Regions from separate parts of the Homo sapiens genome. Here region 1 is linked to region 2. A link is a contact called in ENCODE Hi-C or POLR2A ChIA-PET data. All regions are on one chromosome and are shown on one strand. The core of a region is the stretch at or near the end of the contact, and the rest is flanking DNA. Distances in the headings are between cores, read along the strand shown. Region 1 holds the start of THEMIS (thymocyte selection associated). Region 2 holds the start of MTCL3 (MTCL family member 3).

What was found. Hi-C counts contacts between places; a loop is a spot of excess contacts on that map. ChIA-PET counts read pairs that join two places held with the same protein, here RNA polymerase II (POLR2A). Pooled maps may share reads with other maps.
Region 1: a map of naive thymus-derived CD4-positive, alpha-beta T cell shows a loop between it and region 2 (3-fold over the local background). The contact joins the promoter of THEMIS here to the promoter of MTCL3 in region 2. A Hi-C loop is called at or near these places in 2 of 168 maps with a recorded cell type or tissue (both naive thymus-derived CD4-positive, alpha-beta T cell) and 6 of 50 pooled maps. POLR2A ChIA-PET finds 5 or more read pairs at or near these places in 1 of 52 experiments (T-cell).

What each region holds. Positions count from the first base shown.
Region 1 is chr6:127,898,407-127,904,347 of GRCh38, reverse strand. THEMIS (thymocyte selection associated) reads left to right here and starts at 3,290. Exons shown (of 6, transcript NM_001010923.3): 1 at 3,290-3,506. The coding sequence starts at 3,416.
Region 2 is chr6:127,517,117-127,522,745 of GRCh38, reverse strand. It overlaps MTCL3 (MTCL family member 3), which reads left to right and starts at 3,411. Exons shown (of 7, transcript NM_001400265.1): 1 at 3,411-4,167. It overlaps SOGA3-KIAA0408 (SOGA3-KIAA0408 readthrough), which reads left to right and starts at 3,411. Exons shown (of 13, transcript NR_174482.1): 1 at 3,411-4,167.

The DNA of each region.
Region 1 (5,941 bases), core at 2,041-4,540, 380 kb before region 2:
TGGCTTCCCAGTTCTGCAAGACTGCTGAAAGCACTCCTTGGCTTCTTCAGCTTCCTACCAACCATGCTCTTGTTTGTGTCTCATACAATCAACCCTGTACTGCTTTCAATGAGCAAAAAAATTTTAAGGGGAAAAAGTGGTGCTGAGCAATACCTTTCTCTGACTTTTCCTGGAGGAATTGCTACTTCCCAAAGTCCAATTTATTTTGGTCTCTTTTGCTATGTGAAACTGCCAAAAACTCAACTCAGGTTCTCTCCTCCTGAGCCACCAGTTTTTGCCTTCTCAGACTCTCTCTTGGTGCCAGTTACTAACCCATAAAAGCCTTGAGGGAAAAGAAGTGCAGAATATGGAGTTCCTCTAATGGTTCTGCTCTGCTTTACAGGATCTTGGCCTCTCATGTTCTGCACCCTGACAGCTCTCTTGTTTCTTAAAACAGCTTTTTTAAAAAGTATACAGCTCTTCTAGGTGCCTTTGGTAGAAAACGTGGTCAGATACAAGCTCATAGCCAGAAATAGAAGTCTTTGAATATTTTTATTTTGCATATTGACTAACAAGTGGCCTTTACCCACCTAAGCCATTGTTTATTTGAAGGATGTGCTTTTTTTTTTTTCTATTTTGTTCAAACTCCTTTTTGATTTACAGGAGTATTTCATAAGTTAGTTGTCAAATATATTATTAGTTTTTTCCTTCAATTACTACTCAGAAATAGTTATTTTCTTACCCTTTTCCAGACATTTTCCTATTTTTCCCCTCTGGTTTATTTTTATTTAAATTTAATTTTAAAATGTATCTAACTTTAATTTCATTGCATGGAAAGTTAGGGAAATTTTCTCCCCAATTATTTAACAACCATTTGTTGAATAAAACATTCTTTCCCACTGCCTTGGAATTTCACCTTTTTCAAATAGTAAATTATTATATACAGTCTAGTTTTTTTTTTAAAATTCTCGTTAATCTATTATTACACCTATAACATGCTGTTCTAATGACCAAACTTCAATAATTCATTTTACTTGATGATTCAAGTACTCTTGAACTCATTGCTCTTCTTTGTCAACCTTAACTTGGCTGCTCACATCAGGATTTTTTTGCCTGTGTGTCAGAAGTGATTACGATCTGGTCTAAAGCAGTAGCAGTGGGGATATAGAGCAAAGACAGAGTGAGTGGTACTGAGTATTGCCATCTATAGGGCCTGATGGATTTAACGGCTAGAGAAAAAAAATGGCATCTCACATGATTCTAAGCCTTCCGGCTTGGGAAACTAAGAGAATAGCAGTGTCATTAATTAAGACTGAGAATACGAAGATGATTATCACAGAGAGAGCGTCATCTGTCGCGAGAGCAGAAGCAGATGGAGCCTAGGTAATTGTAAGAGATTGGTGATACGAAATGGCTGTTTGGCTAGTAGGATAGAAATTTGACTTGGGAATATTAAAAAAATAAGTGATATCCAGCTTGCATTAGATATCAAATGAAATGTATTGTGGCATCAGTTCTAACGGATTCATAATTTTTAAGGAGCAGTCCACAGAAGCCTCTTTCATGTATTCATCCACATGAAATACACTACTAGGCTGTAAACTGTGGGGAGGGGTATGGAAGGCAGACAGATCAAGGGTAGGACATTTTTGGACAAAAAAGTTGCCAGTGAGGAATTTGAATCTAATGATAGTAAACCTGTTGATGTGGTCAATCGTAAATTCTACTTTTATAAAGAAAGAAATGAAGCTGGACTGATTATTGAAAATGTCAAATAGGATTACAAAGAGTTGAAACAGTTTTATAAGCTCCATATCAAAACTAGGCAGTTTTTATCTTTCTAGGTCATTTACATGATGGCCATGGTAGAACTGAGATGTCCCCTGACCCTCTGTATGTGGCTATGCTCTCTGCAGCCTAAGGCCAAAACAGTTAATAGATAAGTGCCTGGGTTTGGTTACTAAAGAAAACGTGTAGATTCCTGTCATCTTTCAAGTGTATACATACCAACCAGTATTCTTTATTTTTTTTTTTTTTTTTTTTTGAGACAGAGTCTTGCTGTGTCATTCAGCCTGGAATGCAGTGGCATGTTCACAACTCACTGTAGCCTCAAACTCCAGGGCTCAAGTGATCCTCCTTCCTCAGCCTCCTCACAGCTGGGACTACAGGCATGTGCCACCATGCCTGGCTAATTTTTTAATTTTTTTGTAGAGACAAAGTCTCACTATGTTGCCCAGGCTGGTTTTGAATTCTTGGGCTCAAGCAATTCTCCTACCTCAGCCTCCTAAAGTGCTGGGACTACAGGTATGAGCCACCGTACCCAGCCTCAACCAATATTCTTCTACTTTACCTTAAAGAGACTTAGGAACTACCACCTTTAATTGTATATATTTTAAATATTGTTTCAGTTACATGCAAAAAATAGAGAGGGGCAGGATTTTGAAGAGATCAATGTTCATGAGTTTTCTCCTGCTTCCTTTGGTGCTGATCATTTCCCCTCCTAAATTTCAACAATAAGATCAGAATTGTGGAATTGTGAACTTGGAAGAAATTATAAAATTTATTGGACTCTTCTACTTCATCTCCATTTAGTAAATAAAACAAATGAAAATCAGAGAAGACAAGGCTGACGTTAGCCTGTAAATCAAAAGCAGAACTAAACCCAGAAAATGCAGGTTTCCTGACAAGTAATTTTAATACTTTCTACTATAGTGTAGAGATTAGAAAACTCATTTTAATGTACTTTGTTAATTTACTGTATCATTTTGCATATTCTATCCCTACCCTACCCTCCTTTAAGATTCAGCAAAATTTTTAATGTGGAAGAATAAAAAGTGGTTTCAATACTCTCTCCAGAGTATAGTATCAGAATTCTAAAAAGAGCTGACGCAAAGCACTTTTATTACCAATTTTAATGTAAAGGCACTGACAGTATGCAAATAAGGCACAAAGCCAAGCTTTAGAAATGAACTAGAGAGATAATGAATTCACATGGTGCCATTTTTAAGATTAGACTTTAGTCCTATATTCCTGTTCTTTGTTGGTGGGCAAGCCACAAGCAACTCTGACCTCAGTTTTGCTACCATAGTAGATGCACACCTGGATTAACAAAGGACAGAATGCGCTACTTAGCACGTCTCATTTTTTGGGCAGTGTCTGTTCACCCCACCCCCATCCTGTTCAACTTCAATGTCAGAAGGAAATGAAGCCACAATGTGAACAAAAAGAGCTATAACATTTTTTGTCTCCTGCTTCCCCCCTCCCTCTTCATTGTCCTCCCCACATAGAGCTACTCCACCCCACTCTGGCTGTAGTGTGACATTCCTGCCTGCCTGAGGAAGAAATGGTGAGCAGGGGCTGCAATTGCAGACAAGTGTCACCCAGAAGCCACAAGTTTCTGTGAGCACCAGGTCTACAAACTACCCAAGGCATAGCAATGGCATTATCACTGGAAGAATTCGTCCACTCCCTTGACCTCAGGACCCTACCCAGGGTTCTAGAAATCCAGGCAGGCATCTATCTTGAAGGTAAGCACTCTCCAATACCTTTACTGGCTAGAACATTCTTGTAAAGTATACATTTTTGAAAATTGGAGGGGGGGAATTTTAACAGCAAATATGTGAGTTCTGGTAAAGGAAAGGCGATCACAAAAGAAAGTAATGAACTGACCAACGAATCGTCAAAAGCCAATGGTGTTGGAGAGGGGAGAAACTAGACAGGACTCTGGGACAGACAGAAATAAGGAATTGAGTGAAGCTTCTTGAGCTTTCTGTAGGCCTTGAATGGTGAACTATTTCTGCCTTTGCTTTGAAATTGGTTGTAATCAAGAATAATAAATTTAGTTATCAATATTTATGTTTCCACAATATAAAAAATAAAATTTAGCTTGCTAAAACAAAAGCAACTATCAAAGGCACAGTGTTTAGAAAGAAGTATTTCCAAATATTTCCCAAACTTTTAGCTCCTAAATGTTGCTTATACCAATGTTTTTCTCACTCTGTAGTGGCCTAACTCCAAATTCCTTAAATAATGAAAATTTTAATTTGAAGGTATAGAAATTATTGCTACAAGATAATTTTTAAAAATTGATGTTGAAACTCAGAGTTCAATTAAACTTATTGAATAATAAGATAGTGAGTTTTGGTGTAACTCACTATGTTAATTCAGGTGAAAGAACATTATAACCTCCAATATACAACCTAGAATCTTTACATGGTTAGTTTGAATACATAGAATACAATTAATAATTCTGTAGGTGTATTTCTGGCCTCAAGAGTGGTAGAATTGAAGCAGTTGTAGAAACAGATCAAGACAAAACTACCAGGAAAATAACTTAACTGTTGGTAGGCAGGTCTTTCTTGTTCGTAGACAAAATAATGTATTACATATTATGTTGCAAAGTAAAAGAAAGATTAACACGTCAGCTCCAGTTTTTATATATATTATATATATATATATATATATAAAATATACACACACATACTTGCAGGTGATGAATTGATATGGGCTGTTATCAGCTTAGTGTACAGTTTTATTTAACTAATTTGTAAGTTGATTTTTGGAATCAGACTATGTTTTGCCGTGTATAATCATATTATCAATGTCTCTATTTCTAAGCCAGCCCCAAATCATTTTTTGTCTCATGGTTTGTGTTTTTTAGGCTTTACGTAAAAAGTCTTTCTTTATGTCTACTTTAAAAAGATATTTTCCTATGTTGTTTTTATCAACTTTACGGTTTCATATTTTGCATTTAGTTTTTAGTCTATTTGGAGGACAATGTTATGAATTGTACAGGGATCCAATTTTAGTTTTCTCTATACAGTTCACCTGATTTCCAGGTACCATTTGCTAAGCTGACAATCTTTCCGCCATTGATTTTTGTTGCCTCCTTCAAATCATATTATATGTTCACCTCTGTATCAGTCTGTCTCTAAAATATCTCTTCTATTCCATTAGTTTATTTTTTTTCTTAGCTGCCCCCAAACACACTATTTTTGTAACTATGGCCTTGCAATACATGTTAATATAGAAATGATGTATAGACCAATCCCTTGTTTTCAATCCTTTTTTCCTAAATTGGCTTAGATATTCATAGACTTTAAAAATGTTTTTATAGATACATAATATATATACATATTTATGGGATACATGTGATATTTTGATACAGTGTGTAATAATCAAGTCAGAGTAATGGGGATATTATTCATTGCCTCAAACTTTTACCATTTCTTCATGTTAGGAACATTCCAATTCCACTACTCTAGTTGTTTTGAAATATACAGTAAATTATTTTTAGCTATAGTCACCCTATTGTACTACCAAACACTAGATCTTATTCCTTTTAACTGTGTTTCTGTACCCATTAATCAACCAACCCCTCTCTATCCCCCTCCCACTACCCTTCCCAGCACCTGGTAGCCATCATTCTACTCTCTATCTCCATGATATCAATTTTTTTAGCTCCCACAAATTAATGAGAACATGTGATATTTGTCTTTCTGTGCCTGGCTTATTTCACTTAACCTAATGTCCTTCAGTTCTATCCATGTTGTTGCAAATGACAGGATTTCATTCTTTTTTATGGCTGAATAATATTCCACATTTTATTTGTCTATTCATCTGTTGATGGACATTTAAGTTGATTTCATATTTTGGCTATTGTAAAAACATGTGAATGCAGGTATCTGTAATATATTGATATCTTTTCTTTTGAATATATATCCAGCAGTGGGATTACTAGGTTGTAAGTAGTTCTATTTTTGTGTGTGTGTGTGTGTGAAAACTTCACACTGTTTCTCATAGTGACTGTACTGATACACATTCCCATCGAGTATAAACGTTCCCTTTTCTCCACATCCTCTCAAACATCCATTATTTTTTATCTTTTTGATAAAAGCTATTTTAACTGAAGTGAGATAATATCTCATAACTTTTTCAATGAGTTTTTATTAAATCAATTGAT
Region 2 (5,629 bases), core at 2,162-4,661:
CTAATCAATTTGTATTGCCTAGCTTCTATGTATCCAATTCTCTGCTGGAGATAATGAGAAAAACAGAAATATTATCTTAAAATATTTACTCTCTGGATGAAAAATTATAACATAAGCCAAGACTAACCAAGTATTTTAAAATAGTGTGACATAGTTTTGTAGAAATTCAGAAATGGTAGAATTTGGTTAAATTAATGATAATAATAACAACAATAATAGTTAATTCATACTGATAGCCTACAATGCCAAGCACATGGTAATCATCACTTAACATTAGTTATGATTACTGTGTTTCATGCACTGTGATAAAAATTAACTTCACTATTTCATAATAATAATCACATAAACTAGGTATTATTAATGACAAAAAGTCAACAATATATCATACATGTATGAATAAACAAGTGAAGAAGTAAGTGAAAAAAACTGGGGCTCTGAAAGTTTAAATAACTTGCCTAAGTTCATGAGACAGAAAGATTTGAAACTTAAGCTAAACCTGAAAATATGAGCAGATTTCAGGCTAGAGAGGAAGAGGGAAATACCAAGTATGGGGACTGGAAAGAAGAAAGGTACAGAAGCAGAATAAGCCTGCATGTTCATGAGAAAAAGAGACAGTAAGTCTGACGAGGACAGAGTGATGTATTAGAGAGTACATCTTATAGAATGGGGACAGTACACTTACTTGCGGTCTAGGAAGAAGAGTCTGGATGCGATGTAACAATGTAGACATGACTGTAAACAGAATGACATGAGGAAAGTGTTGTTTAATAAAGGTGTAAACAGGCAGCATTAAGCAGTGCGGATCTGAGAGAAAAAAATCTATCATTAACAGAGGAAGCATTTGTAACAGTCTAAACTAGAATTATGAGGATCTGCATTTTGGTAGTTGATTGCAAAGGAGATAAAGAAGAAATGATGAATATAAGACATTTTGAAAGAAAATATGATTATAGAAGTGAAGGGAAAAGACAAAGCAATGAAGAAGCCCATGTTTAGTGGGAAAGTATATGACATGATAGTTTCACTAAAAGAAAAATAGATACAGAATATATTGTTTTTCTTTACTAAAAGATAAATAGAAATAGATAAGAGTTGGAAAAAAGAAAAAAATTACATGAGTTTGAGGTGATAGTGTTATCTCCAAATGTAGATATTCTATGCATTGGTGAAAAGATTGAACTAGGATACAGGTGCAAAATCTGGCTTTGAGATGCAGAGTTTTACATCATGCTATGAAAAGGAGGTGAGGCACTTAAGGCCAATATAGTAAGCACAATTGATGGAGAAGAGGAACCAAGTTTAAGTTGTGATTCTGAAATTTAACTAGAGGAAGTCACTTAACATCTCTGAAACTCAGTTATTCTGTGTTTGGTGGAGAAGATAGTATCTACTTCACACGCTTTGTTTTGAGCACACAAAATGAAAGGGCCTTGCAAAATATAAAGCTATATAAATTAAGATATTGTGATGTAAAGTCGTGAGAATAGGAGGTTGGAAATTTTAAACTACGTATTTCTTAAGGGTTTCCAAGTTGAGACTTTAGCCTTCTTCCCTTGATCGAAGGTCCACATTTTGCTGTGCTATGAAGTGGATAACTCATTATTATAAGCAAACATTAGAAGGCTGATTGGCCTGTCTGCTTCTGAAACACAGTAAAAATAATGCTGAAATCTTTCTAAATCTTGGAAAAAAAGCCTTTGAATAATCATTTTTAAGTTTTGCTTAGTTGAAGCAATATAATTTTAACCAGCAAATAAAGGAATAAATCAGGAAAATATCCAATTCAGAAGTTATTTTTCTTATGGCATACTTATGGGTAAACAAGCATGTTAAATGTTGCTTATACTTATTCTGTATTATTACAGTTTTCAACCTTGAAATTGCATAATACTAAATTATAAAATGAAACATTTAGACACATTGTTTGATTTAAGGATACATAATAATCCATTCTTAATATTTATTTTACTTTTTAAAGTTACTATTTGCACGAAATAAATGATACCGCTTTCGGAAAAAAAATCAAAACATAGATGCCTGAGCAGAGTAAAAATTCTTAGAGAAGCAGGACTATGCATATTCTGTGTCTTTAGACTGTGTTTACAGTATCAATATTTTATTGGTAAAGATTGAGCTGAAAAATATTTGTATCTACTTTATCCATTTTGATTGGATGAGACATGTGCATCTTGATATTTCTTGAGGATATTACAGCTCAAGTTTGGGTACATAATAAGAAATTGCCTAATATAAATTCAAACCAACTTGTGATTACATTTTCACTTGCTTTTTTTTTTTTCCTTTATTTTTGGTATGCTAGTCGAGGTGTGGGCTTTTTATTATAAATGTCACAGATGTCACTTTTCCTGTTCCCAAAGGTATTTGAAAGAAAATAAGGAAATTATCTCAGTTTTCACCAGTATGCTTGAGTGTCCCCAGCACAGGGACAATTTCTTGATTCAGCTTTGCATCCCAGTACCTTGGACAGTGCCAGGCTCAAAATTGGCTTTTAATACCTATTTTGGAACATGAATGATTTTATCGTGATATCATATTTGTTTTATGTGTCTCTAAAGATAAGAATAACCAGAGCTTGAGCATGTTTTTATTTTGCTGTAATAATTGCTTTTATGCAAACTACTCCTAAATTGTTTTTATTTCACTTTTAATGCAAGATCAACACTTGGAAAATTGAATCTCTTGAGCCAAAATTCATGTTGGCACAAAAAGCTATTATTATTTCAAGATATCTTCTTCCTTTTACTTACAAAATCACCATATAAATGTAAGACAAATTAAATTTTAAAATGCCCTTTCAAAAGCAGTACTTACTTTTATTCTCATACTCAAGCTCACAAAGGAATTCTTAGAGGTAGAAGGGAGGCTCCCATGCCCCCCGCCCACCACTGAAAGAAGAAACTGAAAAGAAAAAGAGAAAATTCCACTTAATTTTTAAAAATATTATTACTGTGAAACAGTATGGGTTAGTGTAAATTGTAAAGACATGTATATTCTGAACTCCTCTTTTTAAATGAATTCCCTTTTAGGCTGATATAATGTATTCTTCCTGGTTTCTGTTATTGTTCGCATGCACTACTATAAAGATTATGGATCCCAGCAATTACTCATTTTCACGGTAGAAACCGGCACTCAGTAGAAAACAGGAAAACGTACTGAAGGCAAACCGTTCTGTAAAGGATCTCTGTGGGCCGATATTTATTTCGGTTTGCACTAAATTAGTCGTGGCTTCGCAAGAACCCTTTGTCTGTGGGACGGTGGGTCCCATCATGGCAACCATTATCTATTCGTGGAAACGACATCTGATGACTCCGCCCGGGCTGGGGGTGGGGAGGGAGCACCGCGTGTAGAGCTCGACTGAGAATTAAAGTGAGTGAACAAAGAGAACTCCCAGCAGCCGCCAGCCAGCTGCATCAGGAGATGTTAGTCACGCCCGGAAGGCTGTTCTAGTCCGCCTCCTTGGAAAAGAAGCTCAAGTAAATAATTGATGGAGAATGACCGAACCCAGGACAAAGCTTTGCAGGAAACCAGTGCATCCGTGTTCGAGCGGTTTTGGGATCCTCTGCCAAGTACGGGATAAGAGAATAGAGCAAGGAGTTTGAGCGCTGCTGCCAATCTTCCATCTCGGGCGTGGCTCTGGCCTTTTTGTCTCTTTATCCCGCCACTCCCCACCCCCGTCCCCCGTCCCCCTCCCCGCCTTCTTCTCTTTCCTCTTGAAAGTAACCTCTCTTTGGTTACTTCTACCCTATCGTCCCTTGCAATCCCGCCTTCTCTCCTGCCCAGTTCGGTGAGGTCAGCTCATGAACATCTCTGCACTTCCTGGGGAGCGTCTGGCCCAGCTTGGTACCTCGCGTGTTAGCCTGCTGAGAGCTGCAGCTCCAGCCCAGCCGCGGACCGCCGGGAAGTCACCCGCTCTGGGGGCAGCTGAATCTTGACGTTACCGCCATTGTTTGGAGAAATCGAGTGGGTGTGGAACTGCGGCGAGCGAGCCCAAAGTCATGCTCAGCCGGAAAGTCGCATACAATAATATGAAGTTGAACTTTCCTCGGCGCAGAAAGGCACAATAATAAACCCTGAGATCCCCGGAATATCAGAAGGAAAGTGCTGTTGATTTGTTCAGCTACTTGGAAACCTCGCCTCTGCTGAGAAGTGAGCAAGTTCTGGATTTCTAAAGGGTTGGGGATGAATGATGGGGTGGGTTAGCAGGCGGATAAAACTTGAGATTAAAAGTGTTGGTCTAAGCCGTGCAGGGGTTGGTTGGGTGATAATTTTCACCGGGAAAGCCTTGAAGAGATGCAGCATCTTGTCACTTTGTGGGAACCACGTGACAGCAGCCGGATACCTTTGATTGTGGAGCCCAGTTACTGGAACACAAGCTTTCGCCTGGGTTAATGCTGTCTGAGGGCTGAGTTTAAACATTGGCTTCTCAGCTCTGGAATTATTCTGCCTGATTAAAAACAAAAATAAGTTTGCATTGGCAATATAAGTTAGTTAGATAGCCCATGTTAGTGCCACCCATGATGATAAACTAGGCCAGACATTCTAGTAGTATCGCGACTGGGAGAGAAGATGTAGAAAACAAGTTGGTGGGCAATTTTCCCCCGATGTCTTCTTTGTTCACCTTTATATTTCAAAGTGAGTTGGAAGGAGATGCCAGAAACAGAAAGGGAGGTGGATTAGGAACCCTTCGGTAATATTTCTTTATAAAATGAGGAATTACTGCATGCTAAGTTGTGATGCTAACAATAGATGTTAACAAGAATAATGCAAGTAAAATAACTGGCAGTAAAGTAATCTGCTCTCTGTATAGAACAAATATTTTTAAAGGAGAAATTTATGCCTAGTCATGCCCCTTTCAGTGCTTTAGACAGAAATAATTTTAAGGAAAAGGCAACTAATTGACTAGCTGCCTGGATCCCTAGGGAGAGGAACCCATGAGGCAGTAACTTGCTATTTTTCAGATTAAAGAAGCTAGTGACGGATTTATCTTGGAAATACACATACTGGAAATTGATCTTACCACCATGAGGGAAGATGCACCAGCCTTCTGGGTTCTGTCTCAGAATTGCTATATAGGAGGAAATGGGCACTTTAAAAAGTACAACTTTTGCCTATGATATGCGATGTAAGAAGATGGCTAAGAATGAAAATATTTTCTATCTAGCAATTACACTTAAAACTAAAGTGATTCATAAGACTACAAAACTGGGTAAGCATAGGAAAATTCATCACCAGAAACTTAGGAAACTGCAGAACTGACCACAACTTTTCCAAATGTATTTTAAAAATTATTTCCCAAAAGGGAAAAAATACGTTTTTGGGTTGCTAATAACTAACCCATATAGACAATTCTTAATGCTATTATTTTCTTGAAACTGAGATTGATTTAAAGGCATTCATTATTTATATTTTCTTTTAGTTCTATTATAAAGGAAGTTGGGTGCATTTTCCCAAAAACAACATTAAGGGTTGGAGCTGCCTGGGGAAAGTGTCATTTATCCGTAGAAAATATTCTCTAGGAACCCTACATCATAACCCTTTTCCTCTAATTGAACTTGGGAATACTAATTAAATGAAAACTTTCTCCAGTAAACTAGGCTTTACATATGGA